Regions from separate parts of the Homo sapiens genome. Here all the other regions are linked to region 1. Evidence: chromatin loops called from intact Hi-C (ENCODE). Cell type or tissue: endothelial cell of umbilical vein. All regions are shown on one strand.

Region 1 (8,000 bases):
CTGTTATGACGTTGGGTTAGCTGAGGTCACTGGTAAGGCAAACCTGCAACCAGCACTCCCTCTACTTCATGTTTGCAGTAGAAGCTGCCTCTATAAACCTTCCGTGAACCTAACAAACCTATGCATCTTGAGGTGCATTGTTGTTCAAAGCATCTCTCCATCTCTTCTAAATTATGATAGCTAATAATGGAAAACACAAAATACATAACAAGCCCAACTACCTTTTTTAATAGGATAAAATTGCATAAGAAATAGCTGTCTATGAAATTTATGTCTATTTTATGTTATGAAACTATTTTCATCTTTTATAGTTTTAGTTAATAGTTTATGTGTGCAAACCTCCAACCTGTTACAAATTTTCCTCAATTTGCCGGTGCATACTCTAGCTTAGGGATTACTGAAATATCAAAACAGATAATAATATATATGCTTTCAGGGAAGGAAAGGATAGATCTATGTAGTCCAAAGCTTTCTTTTATTTTTTTGATAGGCCCTAGAGTTGATCTTGAAAATTGCCAGATTAATAGGCTGTCCCAGCCCTGAGAAATCGCTAATCTAGAAGTGGCAATTCCCAAGGCAGGTTTTGAAGCATTCCATTGTCTTTTACCTCAAGGGATGTATGAAAGTCACTAGCTGAAATCAATACAATTAATAATAAATACAATGTATTCTACATGGTATTTTTAAGGGGTAGAGTAATAATCTCAAAAACAAGCTATGATAGATTTTTGTAGCTGCAAAAAATATTAGAAACTTCAATAAGGCAGGATTTAAAACAACCTAAGAGGTACTATAGACTGAAAATGGAATTAACTTCTTAAAGAGAATCATGACCAATACGTAAGGGTTATGAAAAGAAAGTATAATATTTGAGTGGTAGTTTCCCTGTTCTGTGTAACTACTTTCATGTCAGATATGAAGGTCCTAAAACATAGGTGTTATTTTTCACTAGTCAGGAAAGGACACTAGACTGGATGGTCTGTGGGTCTGATCCACAGTAAGTGTTCTGATTGCTGAAAAATACTATAAGTTGTAGAGCTTCTAGCTGCGAAATGTTTCAAAATAAACCTTTGTCATCTACTTTGGAATCATATTAATGCCCTGTGGCCTTAGAATTGACTCTAGAAGCTTTCAGTTAAATATTAGCCGTTATACCTGTACAGAAAAAGTTGTAGAAAGGCTTAAAAGGAAAAACAAAAGAGTGACTGAATAATGTACCTTGATTCCTTGATTTTTCTCAGTTACTATGATGATTTTTGTCATCTGTTGAAAAAGGTTTCTGCTAAATTTAATTATCAGATCATCATCTCAAATCTTCAAAGTTCCTTTTTTTGTCTTTCTCTATTAACAGACAAATTAAAAGGGAAGGATCAAGTATATGAAATGAAATTGTGATGCTCCAGGAACAGTTTTAGGTCTTACGTTTCTCATTGGAAGAAAAGTCCTCTGTCAAAAAGAAAATTTTGAAAAGTTTAAATTATCTAAAAATATACAGTGCCCCTAAACTTAACATATATAATGAGTGTATGGCCTGGAAATCCAATCTCTTCATAGGCTATTTGCACATGCAATATCAGGACCATACTTACAGTTAAAAAAAAAAAAAGATAAAGAAAATTCTTCTTTATCTGAAATTCAAATTTAACTAGGTGCCCCGAATTTTTATTTGCTAAATCTGGCAACCTTATATATGTGGAAACATAATATAGTTTATAAATATTATATATATAGTTTAAAATGCATAGTGAATGTATCAGTCTTTAGGTATAAATAGTTACAGTATCTTTTGTCCATTTGATTACATCACTGCAGCAACTTTCAGAGTTGAGAGAATGTTGGATCATGAGAAATTGCTATAAACATTCTTATGGGAATCACTTTGGGTCTAGGAAACGTCAATTTTTTAGTGTTCCAATAATGTGTGTTATATCATCTCTTGAGAAGTTTTCAGAAATTCTGAGAAAAATGGACAGCAGAAAAGGGTTAGATAGATAGGAAGAAATATGTAATAATTTGGGGAGCTGTTCAAGCCCTAATCTCATTTAGGAGATTAGTTATAGAGCAGCTATATTCAAATTTGTTTGATCTTTTGATATTTTTCAATTCTGTATGAAGGCATTAATGGTTTTTCCCTGCTTTGCCTTTTAATATGTCACTTGAGCAGAGACTTGTCCTCTAACTAGCAAGTAGAATTGATTCTATTGTTGCTTCATCATAATTTTTGATGCAGAATAATGGTAGATATATTCATGCTTGTTTTTCGTTGTATACTTACCTATTGATTACTACGTTGCTGAGCAGTTAAGACAAGAAGCACTCAATTCTAACATGTTTAGAAGAGTTTCTTTCTGATTTGGCACATGGACAGTGAGAATGATCTCACTGTGTTTGTTCCCTGGCACACCAAAGGTTTGCTGCAGATGTTAGTACAGCAGAACTTGTTTGCTAAGATGACCCATTATGGAACACTAGCTGATTAAGCAGACGTTAATGGACAATTGCATGTCCATTATTACTTCTTTGACCATGTTACCAACTCAATTCAATTGCACTTGCTTTTCAAATAAGACAAACCTGTCAATAAAGAAACTGGACATCAAGTTTCAAATGATTGGTAGAGTTTATAGGGAAACACAAAAAGGAGGGAAGAGATGAGATGCACATTGTCAAATAATCTGAAATGTTAAGAATTGTGGAAATTGTTAGTTTCATAAGGAGTTTTAGACAAGCACACTATATCCCTCATTCTGTTTATTTCTTTTTCATTTAAAACTTAGATTTGCTTTACTTCTTTGGGTCTTCATTTCTTCCCATGCAAAATTCCTGAAAGTCAAAAGGAAGATTAGAAGCTAGCCATTTTACCACTAAAGAAACTGAGCCCCAAGAAGTTAATTCAGCTTACCCAAGATTACATATTTGCTTAGGGCCAGAGCTAAGACAGGGACAGACTCTGTTTACTTCATTTCTCACTAAACTGTACCACTGCAGTTTCGACTTCTTTCTACCACTGAAGGCACAGAATGCACTGAAGGCATTCTGTGCCTTCAGGAGGAATTTTCAGCCCCTTCACTTTCCTGATGCCCGGGAATTCTTTTTAAGTTATGACTAACAAAGTATAAAACATGAGTCAAAAGTTAGTCCCTAATAAAGTCATTGTGACTTTAATGACTTCGGCAGTTGTTTCATTCTGCAAAAACAGGAAGATCCCACACAATAAGGCGCCTGTCTCACAGCTGGGCTCCTGCGTAGACGGCCACCCACAAGAGTAACTAACTGCTGGGGCTGCCTTCCTCTCTTTGACACCTTTTTATTCTCTGTTCTTACAGTTTTCTCCTACTGACCTCATCCTGAGGTTATCCATGAGAGGAAGGTACCTGCTTTAGCTAGTCTTTGATAGGGTGAAGAATAGTTTTAATCACTTAGGAGTCACTCCTAAGTGATTTTCAGGTCACCCTCAACAGGCCTAAATTAGTCTTAGAAGAAGCTCTTTCATGGGCTTTATACTAGCTTCCTGTGTTATCACTATTCTGGACTGTTTTATTCTCAAAAACATAAAATCCCCAAATTTTAGATTTGAGAAGAGCCTGCGATCATTCCAGTTCACTCCTCCTATGTGATTAGTTTAACTAAGAACTCATTACCAAGATAGTGCCTATCTTGCCTGCGGATCTTTGCATAAAGCTCAAACTAATTCTCCCATGAGAAATATAGAAAAGTGAAGAAGTGTCCTATCACTTCAGAAGAAACTGGCTCAGAAGAAATAATCTCTGTATGCAGTGTTAAAACTAAAGAAAAATTGAAGCCATCAAACAAAATGTTCCTATCAAGTGTAATTGAATTTTAGCTTTTATTACCTATTCTCTACTTTTAAAATAACTTTTCACTATTAAAGGAACTTATTCCAAAAATCAGACAATTTTATAGAAAAGGTATATTCTAGGCCAATAATATTAAATCACATATCTAGAAAATATACCTTCTTCCCTTTTCAAAAAATAGAAGCAATTTCTAGCAGTGTATGTGAATCTAATGTTGGGCATAAGCTTAAGAAGGCATCGGAGGAATTTTTTATTAGAGTTTATTCACAAATTTTGCTTGTCTGTGTTGAAAAGGGGCATTGGCCATTTCCTCTGGGGACATTATTTCTAGGTAGGCTGTAACAGGGTTTTCCTGTGAAGGCAGATTCTTAGGGAAAATAGTATCTGTGTACATGAGATGGTAGAGACACATTTATCTTTAAAATAATGTGTTCCTGTTTGTGGATTTCTCTACTGAATTTAATAAAGTAAATAATGCCCATTTCCTTCCAATCCAGTAACTCCTTGGGACACAGTTTTACCCAGGAGCTATTTTACCTTCGAGTCTGGATGAAACGTGTAACTTAATAAATAGATTCCAAAAGTCTTACACTATGAAACTCTGAGGGATGATAAATGCTTCCCTTCCTTTGTTATGGTCTGAAGCATTTTCAATTTGAGTTGTTTTCCTCAGTCATGTAGAGGGAGTTTTGTTTTCTGGGAAGTCTTGGTTGCTGGTAAATAATGTGTCCAAACTGTAGGAGGCAGCCACAGAATTTATCATACAAGTATGAAATGTTAGGGTTGATCATTCTCATTTTACACATGAGAGGTGATGTAACTACACAGGAGAGTGAGAGCTGAGAATGAAAAGTCAAGATTTGTCTACTACATTGTGGCTGCCTCTGGCTCAACAGAAACACTCCCATGTGGGAGTCAGATGCTGAAAGCCCAACTAAGCCTAGCTCCTCAACTGTCTCCTCAGGCTTAACTTCAAACATAATTCATATCTATTCTATTTCTTAATGTGTCTCATCACACAGTTAAACACTAGTCATACTAACTGGACTCTACATATACTAGAATGTAAAAGATACCCTTCCACCCCCCGCCGTCTGCTCCTTGAAGGCCATGTCTGCCTTTCTTAGTTTGTACAGAGCCCAACATAAATGGGCCCTTCATAAGTGCTTTTTGATGAGAGCAATGATTGCTTTCACATCAGTGTGGTTGGGCCCTCCCTTATGGAGGAGGAAAACCAACAGTTGTTGCTAAGCAACATTTAAAGGACTAGGTTAGTTTCTGACACTAAGTGACCTCCATTTGCATACTTCGCCATGTTGTGTGTTTTATGGTTGCCTTAAGATGACTATGTTTTTTGGTAGCATTGCTGTGCCCTTAGCAAAAGGCTCATAGGAGAATTAGTTTAAGCCTGGGAAGGAGGAAGGTGATATTCATCTGTTAATGACTTGCATGAGTACACTGATCCCTTCAGTAAACTATGCGGGAAAGGTGAGGAGTTTGGTTTATTTTCAGCCCTGCAGCTGAGAGCCACCTCCCTGATTCCATATTGAAAGTGATTGACAATGTATCCCAACAGGGTCCTGTGGCAATGGAAGACTATAGAAAGAAAATAAACAGAGAAATCTTTCCTCTTATAGCCTTTTATGATTCAGTTTCTACCTGCTCCTATCTTCTGAGCAGAGTTGCCGATATAGCTAGTAAAGAACTGGTCCTACCCTCTCTAGACTGTTTGCTGTTGTGGTTAAACAACATGCCCTAATATATCTATTCCTACTAGAATGAAAGCTGATTAAAAGCATGAAAAGAGTTTTTGTTTGTTCCTTTGTTTTTTTTTCACTGCTATATCATCACTCTTTTCCCTGGTCATTTTAGGTATTCAATAAATGGTTGGCAAATACGTGAAAAAAGGGCATTATTGAACTACTACAAACCTGATTGACTCTAAAACATTCCTAAGTATTTCAGAGAGACTAAAGGAGCCAAAATGAGACAATTGTTTGAATGTTATATTTGCCTAAGTCTAGTGCAGAGAAAATTATGGAAGAAATCATCTGTCTCTAAGCTTTTTACAACATATTTTTACAATGATCCAATTAAAGTTCACTTCTTTGCCAAAATTCAGCTTATCGGTCAGAGCATATAAACTTGTTTTCTTCAGCTTCTGAGTCTTCAGCCTAGGTGCCTGTCTTTTGAGGATTTAAAATGAGAGGCCATTGTGACTGAGCAGTTGTGTCTTTAAAACGAAATAATTTGGAATTCATGTGATTCACCTGGGATTCAAAATTGCACAGAGGTTCAATAAGTAAAATATGCTAGCTGAGATGATTGATTCAGAGATGCCTGGTTACAAACATATTGTATCATGGGAAACACACACACATACGCAAGCAGGGTTACCCAGAAGGAGGATGATTGGACATCTTTGAGAACAATGCCTGGTGCAGTGAGCCAGCAGGCAGAAATACTGGCTTGCATTGGCTTCACCTCCAAAAGCCAGGTCTCCTAGGCACAGGCGATGGCATGACTCCGGGCTTGGATGCTTGAAATAAAGCTATTGTTGGATGCGGATGCTCATTTGAAAGGGGAATGCCTCACAGGAAAAAGAGCCAATTGCAAGTTGGGGCTGTTGCCATGGTGCTTTGCTATTCCTTCAACTTGCTATAGATGAAATAAATCCTGGGAGTACAGGGGTAGGGTAACAGAGGGGAAAGATGAGGAGGGAAATGGGGTGAACCTGGGGCGGGGAATCCCACTGCAGTAAAGCTCTAGTGTTTCCCCTTGCCTGTGCTTTAACGCTGACAAGGAGAAGGGAGGGGCTGGGAAGAAGGGAGAGAGAAACCTGCAGGGAAGGAATGACTTTCTCAACATGCCCTGGATTGCTAAAATAAAATAAAAATTAATTTAAATCCTCAGATTTCTAATGTGAGTTAGAAGATGTAACACTAAATCTCAAACAATTCACCATTCTTTCAGTAAATGAATGTTCATATTTCCTAACACACTCTGGATCCTAGATGGAAAGGTTAAAAGAGTTTAATACATTTGTCGAATGCAATCTAATATGCATATTAATGAGCTGATGGAGGGCAGAAACTTACATGCTGCATAGGAAGTACTTTTCAAATAAAATAAATTAATTCCATTCCCATTCATTTTACTATGAAAAGAGGCTAAATGCACTGGCACACGCTTGGTGTGTGCGACAAATAATCCTCCAAAAAGCTAGTTCACAAAAATTCTTGTGTACTGGCAGCCTAGTCTAAAAACAGCCATGGTCCTAACCTTTTTTAAATGTTTGCTTAAATGTTCAGAAAATCGATTAATCAAATGCATCATCACTTTGATCAATTAGAGCGGCTGGATTTTTGTGCAGAGGCTGCATCTGCAGAATTCTGGTCTGCAGTGGAGAGAGAGGGTTAAGGAACACCTAGTTGAAATGGGGGAGGGTACTGACTTCAGATTTACTTAAATATTCATGGGGCTTCCTCCATTTTAATCTTCTCCTTTTTAAAAGATGGCTGTGTTTCCTAGTCTGGCAACTCCTCAGGAAAGAAGAATTTCTTCTTCCTTGCAGAGTTCAGCTGAGTAGGACTAATGTAGAAGAGTGGAAACCCCTTCGGCCACCAGGGCTATTCATAATTCATAAGTGCTTCAAACCAGCCAGCTGAATACATTTGGACAGGCTCTTGCTCCTTCGTGCAATTCCTGATTTCATTACTCTCTTCTGCCAGGAAATAAGCAGGGAGCATAGGCTTCTTGCAAGAATGGAGTGCGAAGATGGGCTTTGTTTGGCTTAGGAAATGCCATACATTTTGGAGGTTTTTGTCTTTTCTAAGTTTTGATTATTTTATCACTGAATCTGCAGGGCTTTCCTGATCCTTTCGGGATTGCTCTCTCAGAACTGTGAATTCTTTCAAAGGGATTTGTGGATTGTGGCAAGGAGAGCATTCCAAAATGCCTGAGGCAAATTATTTGTTATCTGTATCTTGGGGTTACATCAAGGTGGGTTAATTTGATTGTGTTCTGTGTCTTTGATAAAATGTGAAACGTACCTCTGTGTGTTTTTTTGTGAAGTACAGGACATCTGTAATAATTTGATTTGTGTGTTCATTTAACCCACTGGGACCTCTTATTTTGAAATAAGAGCATGTTATATTACATTTTATTTAAGTGTACTATGCT
Region 2 (8,000 bases), 87 kb after region 1:
CTTGTGGGGGATATAGAAATGTAAAACCACTAAGAGACACCATGTGATGTCACTGGGAGTTAATGTTGATTCCAAGATGAGCACTCCACAAAGGCAGAAAAGTTGAAACTGTCATTCTGTATGCCAGACTACAGTGATAGGTATAAAGAAGAGATCATGGTCAAGAGGAATGATCAGAAAAGACTGTCACAAAGGAAGTGAACTTGAAAAGCTGGGCTTAAAAAAAGAATGGAATTTAGACAATGGGTAGAGAAGGGTATGGGGAGTGTATTAGGAAAAACAGAATTTGAGCAAAGGGCATGGTAGTGAAGACACACAACACTCAGGAGAAATCAAGCCGGCAAATTCTCTTTGTGCAGTTAAGAGGTCAAATGACTTTCCCAAGATCACACAATTATTTAGGACTAGGATGGGGTCTTCTAATTTGCAGTTTGACTTGTTCTGCCATGTGCAAGATTTATAACTGATGATTGGGTGTTGCAAGAAGGGCAACATTTCATCATCCTCAAAGAAATGAGACAAAAAGACTGTCTCTAAGGCTTATTGGATGCAGATGTGGTTGCCTTAAAATTCCAGCAGACTCGTGTTTACCTTCTGTGGCTGAGCAGGACCATCCTGTAGGAAGGCTGCTACTGCCGACCTGGTACTCCCACCACATCCTGACACTCAGACTCTGAGTATGTAGCTTTATGGGAATATCCAAGGCCATAGGACTTCCTCAGGACAGCCCTGGCACATGGCCCAGAAAGGTGTTTGGGCCACATAGTCTATCATGGCTCTTCAGAGGGACAGCAGTGCAGGGAGCATTTCTGGACTTTATTTCCCTGGATTGAACAAAATTTGTGAGTTTCCAGTTAGAGTTAGCTCTTCTTAGTGTTGTCCTTTTTTTTTTTTTTTTTTTTTTTTTTTTGAGATGGAGTTTCGCTCCTGTTGCCCAGGCTGGAGGGCAATGGTGTAATGGTATACTCTTGGCTTACTGCAACCTCTGCCTCCCAAGTTCAAGCGATTCTCCTGCCTCAGCCTCCCAAGTAGCTGGGATTACAGGCGCCTGCCACCACACTCAGCTAATTTTTGTATTTTTAGTAGAGACAGGGTTTTACCACATTGGCCAGGCTGGTCTTGAACTCCTGACCTCAGGTGATCCACCCACCTTGGCCTCCCAAAGTGCTGGGATTACAGGCGTGAGCCGCCATGCCCAGCTGTGTTGTCCTTCTTGATAAGCAGTGCCATTTAGAAGATTATATGCTGGAGAAAGAAGATCTGGGTTCAAGTCCTTTTCTAGCTTTGTGATTTGGAACAAGTTGATTATGATATCTTGTTACCATGAGATTGGTTATGCCAATCTCCTTATTTTATGGGTTAAAAAAACCCCAGAAGCTCAGAAGAGTTTAATAACCTGTTCAAAGTTATATGATATGTTAAATATATAAATCTCCATTGAATAATATCACCTCTATCTTCCTTACAAAGCTTTTATGAGGCTCAAATAAGAAAATAAATATGAATATTCACCACAGTACTTGACATGGATGCTAGGAACCCTTAATGTTCCCTTTTCCCAGTAGTAAAGCAGTAGTAATCAGTCACACACACACACATGCACACACACACAGACACCCCACATATACAGCATAGTGCGTAACACACATACATATAAGATTTATTTAAAACGACCTTGAGAAGAAAATTATTAACTCTGGGTCAGATGTGTTTATAAGCCCATTTCTGGGACCACATTCTGGGCTCTACCATATTGTATCTTGGGGTCATGGCTCTCTCACAACTGGAGAGAGGTGCTCCAAGCATCAATTCATAAAAGCTGTTACTAGCACACTATCTCTATCCTGTTTTTTTTAAAATAATACTATCTACCTTGCCTTTTATGAGGTGCAGAGCCTAGCACAAATGTGTCTAATCAGGCTGATCAAAACAAGGGGAATTGCACTGGTATTTGGGCCTGGGGTGCACAGCAAAAGGTCAAAGACTTACACGACCAGGAAAGCTTGTGACTTGGTTATTCCACTTATGATGTGGTTTTTATATAAATGGCCTGCATTCATTTAAGGACAAACATAAGACAGCCCTTCTCCTAGCTTCAGAATAGACTGAAAGTGGAGGAGAAGAGCAGAGAGAAATTTTGTTTTTTTTTTTGGTTTGGTTTTAGGAAATAATTTACAATATTTATATTCTAGGAATTGCCCTAGAGAAATTAGAATTTTTTAATTAAAAAATTTATTTTCCTCTTAGCTTCTTGCAATGTCCACATTATACGGTGCATTAAAGCTATAAGGTCTTATTCCTATTTCAGCAATTCTCAATCAGATAATCTCAGAATGCTTGTTAAAACACAGATCTGTGGGCTTTGATCCAGATCAACTGATTTATAATTACTTGTATAAGTAAGTCAAATAAGTTCTTGGTGAAATTCTCATGTCCACTAGAATTTAGAAACCACTGCACACTCCCTTCTAGCATCTGAAATCACTTCTATTTTTATAGATAAAATAGCCTGCTTTTCAAACTCTTCCATATTTGTAGCTTTGGGTTTCTAGATCTCTTTTAAGCTCACCAAGATCTAGTATTCAGCCTAGTACTCAGCCAGCGAAATTAGATGGAGTAGAATGGAAATTCTACTTGTGCTTCCCATAATAAAGCTTCACTCTTCCCTCTTCCTGCTTCAACTTTCTCCACAAACACACAGCAGTTAAATATACATATTTTTAAAGTTCTATTCTTATGCACCACAGAGCTTAAGAAACACTGCTCCCCTTGTGGTAGGTGCTGGACCAGCCAATGTTTTTGATTAGTAGGTGAGGCACATGAGGAGTTTGTGGTGAATGCATCAGTGGGAGGAAGAAAGGCATGAAATGAAGAATCGACATGATTGTGGTGCCTGGAGCCAGAGAGTTAGCTGCTGGTTCCAGCTCTGGTATTAACTGAGGGTGTGATCTGAGGTGAGTCATGCCTCTCTTTGGGCCACAGGGTGCCTTAGGGCTAGGCAGAATTCTTTAAGGCAGAGCTTCCTAGCTTATATGTAGTATCACACTGGTGTGCCACAAACGGATTATAGGTGTGCTATGAATTACTGCGTTCCTCAGCTCTCAGAATGTGCCTCTAGCCAAGAGAAGCCTCATCAGAGTCTTCTTGGGGACTGGTCTGAGCAGTGTAGGAGTCCAAGGACCACCCTCATAGTCCCTAGAGGAGGCAGTGGGCACCATGAGTCACATTTACCATGCATTTCTCCACTATAATGCCCTGAATGCACACAGCCAAGAAGGTAGGTGTTCTACTGCATGGGCATCTCAGCAGCCATCCATCCTAGCAGTTAGCACCGCAGACCATTCTAGGTAAGGCCTGAGGATCAGTAGGTAGTTTGTGTCCAGCTGCCCAGAAGCTTAGAGCTTAGCCCAAGATGTGGCCAGTGGGGATGAGTGAGTGCAGAAACATGGTGGGGATTTCTGGTCTGCCCAGCAACACGTGATAGCCCAGAATCTGTTTTCACATATATCAGATACTCCTGTTCATCTTCAGCAGATGGACAAAAAAGTCCATTTAGTGGTTTCCATGCTAGCTGTAGGGCAACTGCTCTTACAATGCATATGCAATATACAAATTAGACCTTCGTTATTATTTTGGAATGCTAGATAGCATAAAAGTCTGAATTTAAAGTACCTTTGCTCTATCATAAAAAATTAAACATTAACTTGTCAGTATAAGAAAAGGATAAGCTATTAGGTTCTTTAATTTCAAATGTTGCAAATCTTCAAATAGTTGTAAACAATGGTTTTAATTTTTTAAATTATCTTATTGTGGGAATGAAGGTTCTTGTTGATACACACCACTAGGAATTTGAAACAATCATCATTAAGAAGTCTTACTCAGAGTTTTGCATAGCTATTTTGAATATGGTATCTGTTGGTAAAAAGATATGTCAATGGTAATAAGTTCAAATTTCTAATTTTTTAAAATTATTTTATTTGGAACCTTTATATAAATTTAATATTTGATATTTTTCTAAACATCTTGTATTTTATTTTTCCTATAAGGATATAAATATAAAGAGTGACAATTTTTTTCACTGAACTTTGTTGAGCTATTCCCAGATCACCCTCCAGGTTTTGTAGAGAAAACATTTGTACAAAACAAAAAGTTTTTCTATGTGTGGAAGATGTGACAAAGATTGCCTACAGTGTTTTAGGGCAGTGGTTCTCAACTGGGGATGATTTTGCTTCCCAAAGGGCATTTGACAATATTTGAAGACATCTTCTGTTTGTCACCATTGGGGAGCTACTTATGGTGTTTAACAGGCAGAGGCCAGGAATGCTGCTAAATACCCTACAATGCACAGGAAAATTCTCCATAAAAAGAATTATCAGACCCAAAATGTCAATAGTGCCAAAGATAGAAACTGTGTTCTAGAGCCTGTCTCATTCTTATATCCTGATTCAGAATTATAAATGTTCTCATAGTGGTTGGCAATAACGGATGTGGCCAGAAATGGCCAGCTCTAATCTCCTAACTGCATCTATAATAGCAGACCCTGTAGGCAAGCAAAATGTGGGGCAGGACTTCCTATAGGCCTCCTTGAGATGGTATGCATTTCAAAGCAGCAGTTGTGTAACTTTTATGGCTACAAAGTTAGTACACCCAGGTGAGCATCTTCTTCTCCCATTTTATTTTTTTTAAATATCATATTCTAGAAATGACATTTTTGTTCCATTGGATTGTGACTCATGTTATTTTTCAACAACGCCCCTTCCTCTAGCCCCAACTCTGGATCTCACCATGACTAGCCTGGCTGGGATGGGTGGCCCAAAAGGCAGAGATTTGCACTGAAAATCTTTTCAAATCATTCCCTTCTCCTTCCCGTTCGAATTCGAAAGGGGAATTCAAATTCCTTCAAATTTATTTCGGAGTCGAAGTCATCCTATTGTTTGGCATTAATGTGCTACTTCTAAGACTAAACAAATCTTCCATATCCTTCCTCTCTGATGCACTCATCCTCTTGGTTGTTTTGTTTTGTTTTTTAACACGTCAGGATGATTCAAGTGACTAGGGATTAAACCAGTCTGGACAGCCATACTCCTTTATCAATACGACTCCTACCACTCCTTCAGTCAATTTTTACAACAGGTTCACATCTACCATCTGGTACCAAGAGCAGGTTTAATGGAGCATCAGACACTTTTATTTGTCCTAGGACTTAACAGAGGATTGGCAATTCTATTAATAAATGTACCTGGATAGAAGAAAGATCAATAGATCTAGGGTCTTTGTTATATAAAATTAAGCAAGTTATTCAGTCATTAGAGCCTCATTTTGCTCATATAAAAGAGTAGTAGTGACGAGAGGGCTGCTGATTTTTCCCCAACTTAAAATGAAAGAAAAAGCACTGAGAAATTTTGAAAAGCATGTCAGTATTAGGAAATGCACACTTTCATGGTATTGACTCATTGTTAATGTATCATTTATACTGAAATGAGGAAGTTGGGTTTTACAGTTGGAATCAGGAACTAGTTTACATCCTTTGCAGGGTTTAGAGGCCCTGGAAGATTATGGTCATCAGCGTGACCTGGATAGCGCTTTAATGCTGGCAAAAACAAACCATCAATTTATTTAAGAAATACATATTAGAAACCTAGTATGCTCTTTGTAAACAAATAGTACAAAGTTTTTTTTCTATTTTGCAGAGGAGAAAGCTGAAGCACCAGATGGTTAAAAGGACTGTTCAAGACAGCCTTGCAATTTTGACCAAGGAAGAAAGCTGAAGAGTGCTAGGGCAAGAGAGGAACTACGTCCAGAACAATTCATAATTCCAAATTCTCACTTCCATGATTTCAATGCTGAATGTGTACTTCTCTAGCTAAAAATACAATTGCTTAAGTAAAATCATCATTATTTACAGTCTTGCTGAATTGTGGTGTTGTTATTAACCAGAAACAACAGCTTAAGTCATTGTGTTTTGAAATACTTGATTTATTATCCTGATTGTTTGAAAATGCTACCTGAAATTTTTCCTGGCACTTTTGAGTCATTCTCACCAGGTACACACATCTGGTGTTTCTCCATGACACAGTAGCTGTTCCCCCTTTAATTTCTTTCTTCTTCCTAACAGACACTGGAGTTATAATATCAAACTTCCATTCATGATGAATATTTGAACTACCATGGAGACTGAGAGTCCAGGGAAGAAAATATGTCCTGTTGATATGTATCTCAATGCATCTTCCTTTCTATCTTCTTCCTGGGGCAGCCTCACATATAATTCAGTTAGGAACCCCCTAAATCCTGATCCATGTTGGGAGCCCTCTGAAACTTCAATGTGCATTAAACTCTCAAAACTTCCCAGTCTCTGAAGTTCCTCAATTGTTCAGCATTCCCTACTTGAAAGGCAGAGGACCACATCCTCAGGTCTCCTTTAATTGCATTTACCTGAGACTTGAATTCACTAATTAGGTATGTGGGTGTTTAGACAAAAGACAGAAAATTAGAAATGTGTTTGGAGAACTGGCTGCAGGTTCTGTACTAGCACTAAACTCTGTATGTTTGCAATATTTGATATTTTCAGTTTTTTCTATTTTTAGCCATAATAGGTGAGTGGTGGTATCTCATGGTGGTTTTAATTTGCATTTCATTGCTGATTGGTGATTTTGATAATCTTTTCTAGGTCTTATCTAATCATTGATGATTTTAATCATCTTTTCTAGGTCTTATTATCCATACATACAACTGCTTTGATGAAGTGCACTGAATATGTGTGTGTATATATCTATATCTATATCTATATATATAGATATATATATGGTCCTAGATTTCTTAACAATGGGGGTACATTTTGAGAAATGCATCATTAGGTGATTTCATCATTATGCAAACATTGTAAAGTGAACTTACACAAACCTAAGTAGTATAGCCTACTTTACACCTTGGCTGTATGGTATAGCCTATTGCTCCTAGGCTACAAACCTGTACAGCATGTTACTGTACTGAATCCTGTAGGCCATTGTAACACAATGGTAGGTATTTATGTATCTAAACATAGAAAAGATACAGCAAAAACACAACATTATAATTCATAAGACCAATGTCATATGTGTGGTCATTGACTGAACCATTATTAGGTAGCAGATGAATGACTGTTTATATATATCACCTCTCTCTCTCTATATATATATACACATACACACTTATAAGTATGTATACATATATGTGCATATAGGAATGTACACTTATGTATATACATATGTATATGTATGTATACATGTATGCATGTATCAGTTTGTATACATATATGTACATACTTATACATATACACATATGTACACATAGGTATACATGTGTATATAGGGAGAGAGTGAGTGGTGGTATAAACATGCATACATTTGTATACAAACATATATACATACATATATACACACATATACATGCATATACATACATATGTATATATGCACATAAATATACATGTATATACACATATACACACATATGTGAATATGTGCATAATATACATATATGTATATATACTCCACACACCACACACTATATATCTCCCTCATATACATATATGTACATATATGCATACTTATACGTATATGTGTTCATATATGTATACTTATACATATATGTGTTCTTATATGTATAATTGTGTATACATACATGCATACATATACATACATATGTGCATTGTGTATGTATATATATGCACATATGTATGGTACATATATAAGAATTTATACACATACACATATGTGTATATGTGTGTATATAGAGAATGCTAATATACACATATGTGTGTATATATGTGTGTGTACATATAGAGGGTACATGTGTGTATATATACATATATGTATATATGTGTATATATACATATATACGTATATATGTGTATAAATGTATATGTGTATGTATATATACGTATATATGTATATGTGTACATATATGTACATGTACACATGTCCCCCTGAACTTAAAATAAAAGCAAAAAAAAACTTATGAAG
Region 3 (8,000 bases), 390 kb before region 1:
ATTAATTATTTTTATCTCATAACACTTATTTTTCTTTCCTGTATTTCAGCACAATCATGAGTTATATGGTTCAGAGAACTTGTTTCTTATACACAGTATTGCCAAACTAGGCCACCATACTTGAATTACTGTAGTTCCTAGCTAATATTTTTAAATTATTTTCAGTCTGGAGAAACTTGGTTCTACTGAGGCAGTAGCAACCTAATTGTCATTAAAACTCTTAAAGAATACTGGATTAAGAAATAGATTATTAAGTTATATATCACGTTCATGCATTATAAGGGGATTGTCTATGATGCATGATCTCATCATGATCTTATCATGATCTCAGAAAAAAATTACCAAGTATTTAACTTAAGCAAGTGATTACTGTTATGTATATTTTGCTTTTCAACACCTACAAATCAATATCTAGATGCCTAGAGTTTTACTTAAGTTTCTTTTTTCCCCCAATCTTTTCAATGGTGAAATATTAGAAGAAAATTTTAAAAACAGAAGTATGATGCTTAATTTGATCAGTTCTCTCACTACATTTGATACTATTTCTAAATAAGAATGACCAGTCTGCAGGTTCTCATTTGTTTGTGCATGAATTCCTTTGTGTTCATATAAATATTTTCTATTTCCTTTTTCTAATTTTTAAATATTTTATTGTTGCATCTCACATGTAGTTTATTTCAATTTAGAAAAAAGTGTTCAAAATATTTGCAAAGACTTTGTATTTTTTTTAAAATGAAGTAGCCAAACCTAGATTGTTAGTGTTTTTATAAACTTCTGCCATATAATAAGTGGCAAGCAACAATTCATACTGCATCAATTTGTGATTCTCTTGAGAATCGCAAACAAGAACACAGAGACATAAGAAAACAGACGCTTGGCACTTGTGGAAAATGGTGTGTTATTATACAAGAATCTTCTGCTTTAGTTCTGTCAGAGAGGGCAGAATTGAGTAAATACTTTGTCTTTTCTTTTACCAAAATCCTTCCCTGTACCCTGGAGCCCTGTCCGTCCATCCATCTCAGATGTTAGTTTCAGCACAGTCCCGTAAACCTTCAGGCACTGACACATAAAGACCTTTTGTTCTGAGGACTGGGAAGAGAGATGTAGAAAAGTGTTTCCCTAGGGCGTGGACAGTTTATACTACATCCACTAAAGTCAAGTGCAGTTCTGAGGGAACCCTTTTATGGGATTTTGCATTCTCTACCCATAGAAATGTGTCTTTCTCCTCTTATTGGAAAAACAACAACAAAAGCATAGAAATAGTAATAGAACTCACCGCAACAGCATAATGCACCAAGTGGCACATGTGTGCACACTGACACTCACACAAGTGAAAAACTGAAGCAAGTCGCCCAAATTTGCATGGGTAACAGATTTGGGATTCGAGCCCATGTCTACTTCACATTGAGTTCATTCTGGTACGTCATCTTGCTTCCTCAAGAGCAGGGTGTTATCCTTTCTCTGGTTTATCTAGCAGCTTACCTGTATTTGTCACTCAAAACTGACTCACATTTCACCTCCTGGGGAAGGTGCCCCAATTCCCTTTTGAACTTTCTACAGTAACATGCTCTTCAGTCATTTATAGGGTTACGTGCTGTTCTCACGCTGGCCTCTGATTCTTTGAGGACAAGGACTGTGTTTTACTGCTTTCTGCATTTCTGAGGCCTAAGAGAGCGCCTGGAATATATTAGGAGCTGAAATATGGGATAATAAGAAAGCTCTTAATTTTAAAAAAGAAATATGCTACCACTATAATTCAGCATATTAAGCAATAAGTATGGACATGAAATCCAGAAGTCACATAAATTCATCTTTAGGTCCCAGATTGATAGCTGCTGGGATATTTTTAGAGAATTTTGAAAAGATTCCACAGTTTTCTTCAGCAATTTATTCAAATATGGGCCATTCTATACTGTCAGCAAATTCTCTCTGATATTTAACCTGAAGCAGTAACCTATAAATGGTATGCTGAGGCTCTGAGAGAGCTGGTATAATTGCCAAAGTTGCAGTCTTACTACTGGGATATATTTAAGGTTTGGGAAAGTCTTAATTCAGCACATTTTGAAGAGCAGTATTTTTAGTTCCTTGGGTGAATGGTCCTGTTTTAATTCAGGAAACAAAAGGTGCTGGTTTAGCTAACAGTTTGATTTCAATCTCTGAAGCCTTTCCACCAATTATTTTCTTTTTCAAGCAAAATCAATCTTTCCTCCATGTTCTCAAGTCCAATTTATTTAAAACACACACGTACATGTCTGCAGGCACACATACATACACACACATAGTATTACAGTACAACTATTATATACTGTTTTAGATGTAGATATAGAAAGAAGTATAGATATAGATTGCGGTTTCTTGAGTTTCTAAGAGTTTCCTTATTGTTTGCTTCTCCAGTGACTTTGCAATAACCTAGCAAACTTCCAGTAAATGTTCGCGAAATACGTGAATAGTAAATGAGAGAAATGAGGTGGAGCTTGAAATAATCCTGCCACCTTTGTTCCTATCACTGTAAATGTTATGTATACCTGTCTCTTTTCGTAGAAAGTCTTGCACATATGTACCCGGAGAAGAGACAGTCATTGGTGTGATTGCTGTCTTAGAGGGTATGCTCAGCTTGAACTTTACCAGGAAACAACAAATTATTTTTGAAAGTGATTGAAAATTTATACTCCTACCAGCCATGTATAAAGGTTCCTATTTATCTGTGTACTCTCTGATCTTTGATATTGTCAGACTTAATTTTTGCCAATCTAGTAGGTATGTACAGGTATCTCATTGTGACTTTACTGAAGACTGGACAATTTTCAGATATTTATTTGCTCTTTATTTTTTTATTTTCTGTGACATCTCTGTTTAGCTTTTTTGTTCTCTTTTGTTTTTCTTCTTTATTACTGATTTGCAGGCATTTTTACATTTATGTAAATACTAATATTTTGTCTCAGGCTGGCTTGTCTTTTTACCCTCTTTCTGGTGCTTCTTGGTGGATAACATTCTTCATTTTGATGTAGTTGAATTTCATCACCCTTTTATTTTATATGGTCAATGCTTTGTGCTTAAAAAATCCTTTCCTACCCCAACTTTATAAATATCTTTTCCTATATTTTCTCTAAAAGTTTTAAGGTTCGCCACCATTCGTTGACTGATCTTTCTCTCAGTAATTTCCAATGCCATGTCTGTTACACAGCAAGCTATCATTTATGCAGGGGTCTGATTCTGGGCTCTCTATTTGTTTGGCCTGTGTGTCTGTCCCTGAGCCTAATTAGTAATTTATATCAGTAAGGCATTTTCTCCTACTCTGTCACTCTTCAGAAATGGTGAGTTCTTCCTGCTCCTGTACTCATCATGTAAATTTTAAAATCACTGGTTAAATTTTATGAAAACCTGTTATAACTTTCATTGTAATTGTATTGAATTTAGAAAGCCATTTCTGGAAATTGGCATTTTTTTGGTATTGTGTCTTCCTATCTATTAACATTCTGTATTTCTTGATTTATTTAGGTCTGTCAAAGTCTTTAGAAAATATTTATAATTATTATTCTTAGGTCTTGCTCCTCTTTGTTACATTACTTCACTTTTGCTACTATTGTAACTAGTATATTTTAAAAATATATATTTTCAATCTGTGGCTGATCATGGAAATAAAATTAGATTTTATATTTTGACATTACAACCAGCTGTTTGTTATTGATTATTATGCATAATAACTTGTCTTGAGAATCTTTTGTGTTTTACATAAAAATCCATTTTCTGCAAATATTAACACTGTGTTTCTTCCCTTCTAATCTTTACTCCTTTAATTTTTTTCTTGTAATTGTATTGGGTGTTTAGTACAGTGCTGAAAAGAAGTGCTATTATAGTCATGCTCGTCTTGTTTCATATTGTACAGGGAATTGCAATCAGATTATGTCTGTTGTAGGCTTTTTATAGATGCATTTGATTAGGTTATGGGCGCTTTTTGCGTTCTTAGCTTTATAAGATTTTTAAAAATATGCTTGTGTTGGATTTTTTTTAAATTATATTTTTCCCTGCACTTATTGAGATGGTTTTTTTAAAAAATTTATTGATATGGTGATAAATATATTTTCTAATGATAAACTGCCTTTTCCTTCCTAAAATAAGCTCAACTTGGTCAAGATATATTATTATGGTTTTAAATTTATATTTGGAAAGTTTGCCTATATTTTATTTAATTTTTTTGCATCTAGTTTCATAAGTGAAGTTGACTGATATTTTTTTCCCACATTGTGGTATTTTAAAAAGTATCAATGATATGGTAGGCTCTTAGAGTGACTTGAAGATTGTGCCCTCTTTTTATCTTTTGGGGAAGAGTTTAAAATTTATAAATAATGTGGTAGGATTCACCTATACAATATCTGGGTCTGATATTTTCTTCATGGGAAGATTTTTTAAAACTGTGATTCGTTTTTAACCTATTTAAAGCCTACTCTTTATTCTTAATACTGTTTTAATGTTATGTTTTTTCTAATAATGTGTCCATTTTGACTAAGTTTTTTAGTATGTTGGTATAATGTGATACACACACACACACACGCGCGCGCGCGCGCGCACACACATACACACACGCAAAATACCATAGTGTTACCTTATCTTTTTAACCTGTTTTATCTGCAGTTGTATATCTGCAGTAATCTGCAGTTTTGTATCTGTAGTTATGACTTATATAGTTATATTTAAAACTTCTTTTGAAACAAATGTTCGTAACTGCATATCAGAAAAGTATTACAGAAGGTATTTAATCATTTAAATTTGAGTGTGTTCTGTGCTTCCCAGATGCAGAAATAAAATATTTTCTTTTGTTTTATTTTCCAACACAAGAGGGCAGCATTGCTGCACTGTTAATTTCCTGTAGGCTAACACCGCTGTGCCTTGTGTAGGTTTAAATATACAGCACATCTCTTTCAAATGGATAATCATTTGAGGATTGCATAAATGTGGACCTTGTCTATTTTTCACTTACATGACATTCATTGAAATTTAGTTTTGAAAACAATACTCTCTGATTAGCATTTATACATGTTTTATATTTGCTTCATTGTTTCTGATTCTGTAACAATCACCTCATTCTGAGAAGACTAGGTACTGTTGTGTTTGATAGTGTGTATGTATGGTAATTTTCTAGAAATCTGAATTTTTTTAAATGGGCTTTTCAATGATATTACTGAGAAATAGGTAGGGTACTATTTTGACATAAAGGATAAAGAACCCACAAAGTCCATGAGCTTCCTGTCGGATATGAGAGATTAAAACTGCTGCTGACTACACCACCAGGTCCATGTCAATTAACTCATTTGCAGATGGGAGGTGAGAGTGCAAAAATAATATTAACATTAATATTAAGTACCATTACTGGCTACTCATTATAGCTTAGATTCTTTATTTGCTCTACTTAGATTTATTTTTATAACATCATCCTGTAAAGTAGGTATTATTACCCCCATTTTTACAGATGAGGAGGCAGAAGCTTGGGTTGGCTAACTCACCCCTTAGTTCATGAGGGTCAGAAGAGGGTGCTGATTAATAAATCCCCAGGCTTTCTCACTACTGCACACTGCCTCACCATCAACAGCAAAACAGGTTGAATTCGACGATTCAGTAAAAAAGTAATTTTGATAGTTGAGTTCCTTTATCCCTTACCACGTCTATTTCACATATATGATTATTATTATTTTGGTAGAGATGAGGTCTTTTTATGTTGTTCAGGCTGGTCTCAAACTCCTGGGCTCAAGCAATTCTCTTCCTCCTGAGCCTCCTAAACTGCAGGGATTACGGGCATGAGCCACGTGCCTGGCTCACATATTTGATTTGGTCTAGGCTATCTTAACAAAATACAAAATGCTTTGTAAAGTCTACATTTTATTATTGCATTTGCTATTTTTAGCTCTTTATGTCTGAGCAATTGTTTAATGCCTGTGCCTGAGAATCTTTTTCTCAACAGGGGAACTGCGGGGGAGATTCCAGAAGTTCCTTTTAGAGTTGTTGTTTCACTGTATCAGTGCATCGGTGACTGAGAAGGAAGTATTTGCTTTTGTGTGGCAGCGCAGTAAATTCGCAGAACACAGTTCCAAGAAGCCCAAGGCACTAGCAAGAATGATAGGTCACCATCTCCATTATCTGTCGGTGGTGGATATGGAAGATAGCATTCTATATTAACTTTTGAGAAAGAGAAAGTTAGGCAAGAAGAGATTGCTGAAATAGATTGTCTGTGATTGCTGAGGTTGAAAGTTTTTTATTCTTGGCCAAGGAATGTATCTTTTGGGTTTAACATCACTTTAGGAGTCAGACAGCCTTGAATGTTAGACTGAGCTTTGCATTTTTTAGGTCATGACTTTAGGCAGATTCCCTGAGCCTCAGATTCATCATCTGTGAAAGAAAGATAAGACTAATACCAATTTATCCAGGCTAAAAATATATATAAAAATATATTTTTTCAAACATACACATTCAAAAATAATGACCATATTTTTAAATGCTATCCTACGTTGTGTCAAGGGCACCAGTTTCTAACTTAGAGACATTTGCAATTTTGAGCAGTGTCTTCTGAGGCCACTGGGTATCTCTAGAAAGCTTGAAGTTTAGGAGTAAACAGAAAAAAGCTTGTGAACATGCTTTATAAACTGTAAAGATTTGTAAATATATAAAATCATTATAATGGCTCCTCTCTCTGAACTCAACTTCCACTGGATACATGGCATATACTTTTGCATGTATCAACTTAGCTCAAATCAATAAAAAACATTTTTGGACTCCTGGTAAGTCCAAACATTTATTCATTAAAAAAATTATTAGGGACCTAAATGTACACTGTTTTAGGCACTGGAGATTGGACAAGAAACAAAACAGATGAAACCTTTGCCCGTGGAGCTTGTATTTGTAGAGGTGACATATGTGGATCACACATAGGTAGGATGTTTCATAATAATATAGAGAAAAATAAAGTCTAGGCAAATGGCTAGAGAATGGTGGAGGCTTGCTACTTTAGATGGAATTGTCCAAAAGCCTTCTTTGAAGAGGGAAAAAACTGAGCAAAGACTTGAATGAAAGAAAGAAACCAGCCATACATCTGTCTAGAAAAACTGAGTTATTGGCAGAGAGAACAAAAAGTCAAAGGCCTTGAAATGAGGATGTGTGCCTGGTATGTTTGCAAAATGGCAGGAAAGCTATGGTAAACCATACAAATTATTGGGTTTTCCATGTAATCCATTGTCTCTTTGAGAGACGATATCTATTATAATATTATAATTTTATAGCTCCTCTTTTATAGGTGTTCATAATAAGAATAAAGATAATAATTAGTACTTTTTGAGTACTTGCCATGTGCTATATTTGTCCTTACAACCCTCCCAAATAAATATAATTATCCACCATTATACAGAGACTCTAAATAGCTTTCCTAAGGTAGCATATTCAATAAGTTGGTGAGGCAACGGTTTGTCTTATTTCAAGTGCAGGGTGCATAATAACTCAATGGGAAGACAGATGAGTGAAAAATGCGTAGTAATGTCAGAGGGCTTATGAAAGGTACCTAGGGAAGGTGTCATGAAGTTACTTAGGGAAGGTGTCATGTTATGCCATAGAGGATCAGTTCCTTAAGGAAGGAGAAGATGGATTGGGAGTGGAGAGAGAATTTCCTGCGAGAAACAAAGGCATGAAGGCTTGAAAGAGCATGGGGTACATACGCAGTAAATAACAAACAGTTAAGTGCGGCTGAAGAGTCTGTAGCATGCGATTTAACACAGATGCTTCTCCACTTATAATGAGATTACAACCTGATAAACCCATTATAAGTTGAAAATATTGTTAGTCGAAAATGCACTTAATATACGTAACCCACAGAGCATCATAGCTTAGCCCAGCTTACCTTACATGTGCTTAGAACATTTACTTTAGCCTACGGTTGGGCAAAATCATCTACCACAAAGCCTATTTTATAATAAAGTATTGAATATCTCATGTAATTGATTGAATACTGCACTGAAGTG
Region 4 (8,000 bases), 180 kb after region 1:
TTTCCTCCTTTCTTTGTGACTCAATTCTCATTGTCTTCTTTCTCTTTCTAAAATATAAACAAATTTCCCCTTCAACCTAAAATTGGGAGATAGTGAAGAAGCTCAGCTTTTATAGTAGGAATATAATAAGATTTCATTCTGAAACACTATGTAATCAGCCATTACTACCATACAAATGTTATTTTAGAAAAAATGTTGAATGTCTAGTGACTTCAGCAATTTAGTTTTTGGTCTTGGACCAGTCATAAGTACCATATCAGAGCCTGGTATGATCTGGGTTGACATTCACATCCTGAGCTGAACTCCTGAGCAATTCTTGCACTTTGATGCAAGTCAGTTATTTACCCAATCTTTTCCATATACCATTTGACTTTCATTTCAGAATTGCAAAAAGTATTCCATGGTTTTGGAGGCTAGATATTCTCCTTTGCCCTTGCTGGCAAGCAAAAATTATACGATGAAGTGATAAAATTTGAACCACAACCTAAAGTATTGTCTTTGTTCTTGATCAAAACAATTTTTTTTTCAAAAACCTATGAGAGGCCAGGCATGGTGACCCACACCTGTAATCCCAGCACTTTGGGAGGCCGAGGCTAGTGGATCACTTGAGGTCGGGAGACCGAGACCAGCCTGGCCAACATGGTGAAACCCCTTTCTACTAAAAAAAAAAAAAAAAAATCAGGTGGACATGGTGGGGCATGACTGTAATCCCAGCTACTCAGTTGGCTGAGGCAGGAGAATAGCTTGAACCCAGGAGGTGGAGGCTGTAATGAGCCAAGATCTCACCACTGCACTACAGCCTGGGCAACAGAGTGAGACTGTCTCAAAAAAAAAAAAAAAAAAAAAAAAAAAGAAGAAGAAGAAAATAAAAAGAAAAAAACCTATGAGAAAACACCACAATTAGGATAATCTCTTTTGATTACATATTTGAGCAAATTTTATTGAAACAGAACTTCATTCATTGGATGTTCTATTGGATATGCTATTGGTAATAGCATCTTCTTTTTAAAGGATAAAATACACACAACTGATGAAGTTGCGGTGAAGTTTAGCCTTTGGGATTAGCTTTACCACCTTGAAATACACATCCCTTTCTGACAATATCTACAAACTTCTGCTTTTCCTATAAATAGTCATTGACCAAAAGAATCTTTCCATTGACTTGCTGTCTCTAGATAGTTGCTGCAAGTCTAAAAAAACTTGAAGTGTACCCATACCAAACCTATCTGAGAGGATTGCTCTAACACACTGTAAAACTTACATTGGGAGGAAGAAGGCAGGCAGCCTGGGTTTCTCCACCTTTCCCTTACATCCTAACAATGGCCCCCACTCCTGCACCTCAGTGCTTGCACTCACCTCCAGATTTTACATGATACTTTTTTCTTACTTACAACTCCCTATATTCTTTAGAACTACCACTTCAAGCCCATTCCAATTAAGTTCTGAACTCTGAAATTTCACCTCTGTAAAAAAAAAAAAAAAGTCTTTCCTAATTAACCTCATTAGATTTTGATTTCCTACTTAGCAGCCTTTCAGAAATCTCCAACATGTTACATCTTTGGATGCATCACCTGGTCTTTCACTAACTTGTTCTCTGTGCATTTGGTACAACTCCCAGTTGGCTGCAAACTTCTTTGATGCATCTGCCAGCCCTTTGGTAGTAATAATACTAATACTAAAAAGCTAACATGCAGGTCTTATTATGCTCCAGACAAAATGCTAAGTAATTTACTAGCAGAGTATTTGAATACTGTCTGGCACATAGTAAGCCATTAATACAGGTTTGTTATTATTACCATTTATAGCTCAATTAACTTGGCATTATTATTCTCTCCATTTCAGGATAAGAAAACTGTGAGGCACAGAGAATTACATAAATTGCTCAGAGTCACAGAGCTCATTATGTGGCACAAACAAAACTTGGTGCCCATCTATTTGACACGAATACCCATCAATGTTCTTAATCATTACAAAACATTTGCTAAACACACACACACATGCACACACACACACACAAATCAATCCTTTTTGCAATAATACCCCTCCAGTTTTCAGAGCAGTGTAAGTTGTACTCAAGGCAGGTTTTACTTAGGAATTCATTCCCCTTTTAAAATTTAACTGTCTTAGAGACATAAGAAAAAAGTCACAAGTATTTGTATCTCCCTGAAGAATTTCATTTTAAAATTTAGAGGCCACTGAAGTATGTGTCCTTAGGGAGAACAATGGGTTTTTCAAAACTTCTAAATTGCTAAGGAGCTGTGTTTTGCTTTTCAACTATTAATATGCTACTTCAGTCAGTCACCAGTACGTCATATTTGCTTTGGTAGAAAGAGCTAGGCCATGTCCAGGGCTGAGCAATAGAAAAAGTTCATGAGTATATTGCTAATAGAAATGATTAATAATACATTACAGGCTCAACCCTGATCATACCATGCATCTTCTTCCAGTTATTTTGAGTACATTTTCATTGGATGCTCACAATTGCTCTCTATTGTAACAGCTTTTCTCCTGGTCATACTGTGAGATTATACAGGGAGAAATGCCCACTTCTGATGTTGTTTTTCCTGAGTTCTAAAGAAGGCGTTCCCTTTCCTCCCATCTCCTTTCCTTTTTCTCTGCCTTCTCTCTCTCATAGGCTGCCCTGCCCTTTTCTTCCTTCGCTGTCTGAGCTTTCTTGAAGGGAACCAAGGGTCGTAGATCCCCCAGGGCTGGGCCCTTCTGAAAGGCTCCATGGTCTCTGGAGAGCAGTCAGGTGACAGACTGAACCCAACCGGGCCCAGTGACACAACTTCCCACTTAGGCAACTACACAGCCCCCAGATCCCATTCCTGGCAGCTTCAAAACCCTGGGCTCCGCCACAACCAGGCACAACTGCCTCCCTCCAGGTTTCCACTTGGGTGAATGAATAGGCTTGAAGGCGACTCCAGATGCAGGAGGCGCGTCGCGGAGAAACGTGTCATTTAGGAGAAAGTTTGTTTCCTACAGAGACTGCAGTTGGCAGCTGCAGCCCCAGTCGGTTGCGAGAAAAGCTCCCCACCTGGGGAAGCGAGGCCGCTCCCGTGTGCGCTCGGCGGGGAGGACGCGGTGGCGGCGGGACTCGAACTCGGTCGTCGAAGGGCGCCCCGCAGGGTCCCGTCTGTAGCCCGGACGGCGAGCCCAGGTTGGAGTGGGAGGGAGCCGGCGTGCACAGCTGTCTTTGGTCGGGCTCAGGCTTCCGCTCCCTGCCTGCTCCCCTTTCCAGCCTCCCGCCCCAGAAACGATCTCGAGCGTTGCCAGTTTGATTCCAGAGCCCCACTCGGGTGGGTTCTTTTGTTTCTTTGTTTTAATGACAGTTCCCAGCCCTTCAGCATGTCATGCGCAATTAATTCCCTGGCTCTCACGAAGGCAGCTGGGGTGAAATTTCTTCTGCATCATCCTTTTGGGGATGTTTATGATGTGACGTCAGTCGGATTGATTTTTCTCTCTTGAATGAAGGATGGGAGGGGAGAAAGAGAGACGGAGAGAGAGAGAGACGCACAGATGTGCACGGAGGCCACAGACACTGACATTTGGAATTCCTTCAGGGTAAAAGGACACCGGAATGGGAGCTTAGAAGTGTGTTGCTAAGATTTCCGGCTGCACGGAATTATTAAGTTTTTCTTAAAAAAACAAAAAAAGAAAGAAAGAAAGAAAAAGAAAAGAACCCCCTCCGCAGCGAGCCACTTAGGTGCTGCTTTCACGCCAGAGTCCCCTGTTAAGGTGGCAGCCCTTGATAACTAATCTCGGGCACCCAGCCGCTTCTGTAAGCTTAAGGAGACGACGAGGAGGGGCGGGGGAAGTGCGTCACCAGGTGGGGAAGGGGCTGTGTATTTGGTGACAAGCGGGAGGCGATGGGGGTGGAGGGGAATGGGGACGGGAAATAGGTTCTGTGTGCTCTCCGGGGGTATTGTGTCAGGAGATGCAGGCTGGCTACCATGTGACGCGGTCCAAAGCTGAAGGGATTGGCCGAGGCAGCGCAGGCGGTGCAGCTCGGCCAGCTTGCCGTTCCTCTCCCTTTCTCTCAGCATCTTCTTGGTAGCCTGCCTGTAGGTGAAGAAGCACCAGCAGCATCCATGGCCTGTCTTTTGGCTTAACACTTATCTCCTTTGGCTTTGACAGCGGACGGAATAGACCTCAGCAGCGGCGTGGTGAGGACTTAGCTGGGACCTGGAATCGTATCCTCCTGTGTTTTTTCAGACTCCTTGGAAATTAAGGAATGCAATTCTGCCACCATGATGGAAGGTAGGATGCTTTCTGCTATGGTTGACTGGCTTCAGGCAAGGTTTGGGCAGAACAGCATTAAAGAATATGTGCAGCCAGTGTATGTGGCGGTTCTAGAACCTGGTTGCCAATGTTTTGCAAGCAGAAATGCTGCAGTTTGCTTGCAGTGGATCTGGGCTCAGACTAATGGAATCAAACCACAGGGCTGCTGCCTAGCTCAGAACCTACAGAGCTCCCAGCTCCTTTGAGAGAGAAAAGCCTAAAGTGTTTGCAGGGAGCTGAGATGGAGCTAGGAAAGAGCTTGCAGAGCAAATAAGTTGGGCGAGAAGATAAGGTTTTCTGTTCTGGGTTCCTGGGACTACACTGATTAAACATTTACAATGGAAACTTGTTTTCTGAAATTGACATTAGACAGGAGAGGTCATTAACAGAGTTATCCATACAGACATTTTCAGTGAACTGTTTAAAATTGTAAAAATTCTCATAAGGTATTTTTATCTCTGCAGTTTACATCATATTATTGGGATGGGGAGGGCAGCAAATTTGGTCCATAAACTGTAGTTGTATGAGAATGTCATTGCAACAGAATGAAAAATATAAGGAAAATATCCGGGCCTCTTGCCTCCTGATTCGGGGTCTTATCAGGTTAAAAAAGAATTTTGTGCTCCCTAAATGCTTTCCCTGTCCAATGGATTTTAGCCAAGTATCAAATGATTATTTGCTGATGATCTTTTCGCATATTCAATATTGAGTGTAAGGAGGAACTTTCCCTGGAGAGATGCTATTTAAACTATATTTTATTCTGCTAAATTACCCTTCCCAGTCTGACACTGTGACAGCCAAGATTGTCTCCAAAAAGCAGCAAGCTGATCAGGAAAGAAGCAAGCAGCTCTATGCAGGCTTTGATTTTCTGTTTTCACACTATAGGATGGTGCAAAACTCCTGGCCTTTCCTAAGATGACAGGCAGAAATTTGTCCCCAGCCTGGATTTCACAATGCAGAATTGAGTGCATAATGGGTCTCAAATCAGCCATGAAAATGGCAGAGAGGCCACCTCTTAAGCCAAGGTTTGTCCTACGGATTTTAACTATTCCTTAGAAATTTACCAAAATGGAATAAGAGGAGGAAGGTTTCATAAAAACAGCAGTGTAGCCTGTACTTATTTGGCAGAAATGAATTCTTTTTGCTCTCCCTGTCATCATGTCAAACATTGTTAATGTGATTTGGGGGAGTGAAGAATTCTAGAGTCAAAACCCACAGATTTTAGAAGATAGCCTTAAAAGAGAGGTTGGGTATGATTTTGTTATGGAGCTGAGTCTTGTTTGCAAAAGGCTCTCAAGCTAGCCCTTTAAATCCAGGCCTAAATAAATTGAGATTGCTAACACTCTCAGATTAAATCATTTTCATTAATTCAAAATTGATTTAATCTTTGAATAACAAGGCAAGACAGAGTGTTATTTATGCACTTTTCAATTAAAAGCTCATGTGGATTATCTTCTTCAGAAAAAATATCTTGCCTGTAGAGGTACTGTATTTCTCCAGCTCAACTTCATATAGCTTTCTTAAAAATGCATCTGCACACATTCTGATTAGATTTCAGTGTTGCATAGAGAATTGGATGCTCTTTCTTTTCACTTCTTGCCTTGCAAACCATGGCACTAAAGTATCTTCTTTGAAGGTTGTAACGTTTTTTGATGCTCATGAATGATTCTCCTGGTAATATGGTCTATTGTGCCATCCAAGAATGTCAGTTCAAAGCTCTGTGATAAGCTTATCCAGGCTGCCTAAACCAAAATGAGAACTGCAACAAAGACTTGTGCTGGAGCTGAATTAGCACTATTGCTCTGGGTTTGCCAAATTTATCTAATGAACAATGTTATCTTAGCACTGGTATGAATTAGTATGAATTATACTATGGATACAGTTGTCTTTCACCAGATCTTTTGCAAGAGAAATTGGACAGGTGTTCCCACTGGCTTAAATAGCTAAATGAAATTAACATTTATTTCTACCCATAGCTCCTACTTAAATGTTTTTAAGCCTTATTATCTTAATAGTTCGGTGACCTTAGAAAGGCAAATAGGAGTTTAACCAAAAATCAATTTGCTATCAGTTGCCTTCCAACTTAGTTGACAGTCTTTTTGGCAATATACATTCATGTTTCTGGTATTGCATGGCAGAATTTCACCTCTGAATTGCTCTTATTCTGAAGGTGTGGTATATAATTATTATTTCAACTTAACTCATCTCTAGAGATTGCCAGCCTCTGTACATCTACCACAATAACCTTGGAAAGATAAGGAACCTCATAAAAGGCACCCCAAATTTGTCATGGCAGCTCTTCGTTGAAACATTAGTGGACTCTGAGAATGTGCTACCAAACATCTAGTTAAAATCATATTTCTTCTGAACTAGTGTGTCTCACACACACACAGAGTCATCCACCCAAACACATTTCTGGAAAGGAAGAAAACATATATTTGCACTCGTGTGGCTGTACATTTCTATATTGCTAAAGTGTTTTAGTCTGCTGCTCAGAAAAAGCATGGCCATGGCAACTTTTCAAAGGCACTTCTCTACTTTGTGTAAAGCAAGAGTAAACAAATATTCAGCAGAATGGGTCATAGTAAACTACGTTTTGTTTGTGTGGAACAGGATATAGGCTCCATTCATTCAATGCCTATTGGAAATCCATCCAATCATAGATGATAAATGTTACTACCTCCTCAGTGATCCTAATTTTGTGGAAGTCAACGAAATAATTCCCCAGGGACCACAAGCAGGTGATTAGTGGTTTGTGGCTCCATGGTTCTTTTAACATATTTTAATTAAAAAACATATTTTAGGGGACTTGATTTGCTGCTTCCTGCATACTTTATCTTTTGGCAGTGGTTGGCATTGAGTTGTTTCTTTTCTAAAGAAAGCCACATGATCTGGAGCCTTCTGTAGTATAAATATGAAAGGAAAGATGATGAGCAAAGGGAATTATTAACTATGGAGTGTACATATTGGCTAAGCTTACAATGAAGTCTATGTGGTTAGGGCAACTATTCAAGGACTATTTTTTGATATATTATTATTAAAGTTTGAAAATGGCATTCTTTAGCTATCCTTTCTAAGATAACTGGAACTAAGTCAGAGTTTCTTGGGCTATCTGTCTATTTGTGAGGGTGTCTAGAAAGTACTTTCCTTGTTCACGTAGGCCCAACTGAAGGCGTTTTGCGTTTTTAGTTCCATATTCAGGCTCTTAGGTGCTATACTAGAAAGATAAGTTTCTGGGTGCCAATGGTTTCATTTTATATGACAATTTAAAAAATTAACAAGCAAATATTTTTAAGGGCTTACTGGGTTTAATTACAATATTCAGGATAATTTAATATATTTTATTATATTTACTACTCATAATAACCTGAAACTAAGTATATTGTATATACGGTGCTTTTTTCAGTCCTTTTCTACCTTTCAAAAGTAAAAATAATGCATTGAGGCAAAAAAATGGTGGAGTGAAATTTGAACCTACATCCATTTAACCACAAAGCTCATGTTTTTGACCCTCTAGGAACCTCTTAGTTTTGCTTTGCATCAGGTTGGGCATGTTAACCTAATTGAAAAATAGGCTGTAGTGCCTTTGGTTGCATATTCTGTGTCTCTCTGTTTTAAATATGAATATTGACAGAACTATACTCTTTAACTTCTTATTAATGCCTTTTATGTCCAAAATCATTATTTAAAAAATTTTGCATAATTGAAGAGTAACTAAA

The links. A loop is a pair of places that touch in the nucleus more often than their neighbours do. Peaks named below come from ENCODE experiments on the same cell type or tissue, not always from the same donor. Only the 100,000 strongest peaks of a DNase experiment are listed, where the experiment ranks them.
Region 2: a loop joins it to region 1, with 3 times the contacts of the local background. A loop is called at or near these places in 18 of 110 quality-filtered maps.
Region 3: a loop joins it to region 1, with 6 times the contacts of the local background. A loop is called at or near these places in 4 of 110 quality-filtered maps.
Region 4: it touches region 1 in a loop (6-fold over the local background); 2 of 110 quality-filtered maps call a loop at or near these places.

The regions. Positions count from the first base shown.
Region 1 is chr1:66,347,075-66,355,074 of GRCh38, forward strand. All of the region lies in intron 8 of PDE4B (phosphodiesterase 4B), which reads left to right. Among named protein-coding and RNA genes, the nearest start is that of SGIP1, 180 kb to the right of the region's middle. RefSeq lists enhancers at 3,155-3,204, 4,797-4,886, 4,897-4,946, 7,512-8,000. In endothelial cell of umbilical vein, no CTCF peak of the experiment used is centred here; DNase peaks (open chromatin) are centred at 2,417, 3,187, 6,297, 7,557 and 1 weaker place; H3K27ac peaks cover 7,482 bases.
Region 2 is chr1:66,433,750-66,441,749 of GRCh38, forward strand. LOC105378776 (a long non-coding RNA gene) reads left to right here. Exons shown (of 3, transcript XR_947467.2): 3 at 5,691-5,904. Among named protein-coding and RNA genes, the nearest start is that of SGIP1, 96 kb to the right of the region's middle. In endothelial cell of umbilical vein, a CTCF peak has its summit at 2,806; DNase peaks (open chromatin) are centred at 2,772, 4,862 and 5,532; H3K27ac peaks cover 2,404 bases.
Region 3 is chr1:65,954,199-65,962,198 of GRCh38, forward strand. The region is part of intron 3 of PDE4B (phosphodiesterase 4B); the gene reads left to right. Among named protein-coding and RNA genes, the nearest start is that of PDE4B-AS1, 93 kb to the right of the region's middle. In endothelial cell of umbilical vein, a CTCF peak has its summit at 4,857 (motif pointing right); DNase peaks (open chromatin) are centred at 4,853 and 5,943.
Region 4 is chr1:66,530,109-66,538,108 of GRCh38, forward strand. SGIP1 (SH3GL interacting endocytic adaptor 1) reads left to right here and starts at 4,045. Exons shown (of 25, transcript NM_032291.4): 1 at 4,045-4,260. The coding sequence starts at 4,251. In endothelial cell of umbilical vein, no CTCF peak of the experiment used is centred here; DNase peaks (open chromatin) are centred at 2,613, 3,393 and 3,903; H3K4me3 peaks cover 3,653 bases; H3K27ac peaks cover 2,223 bases.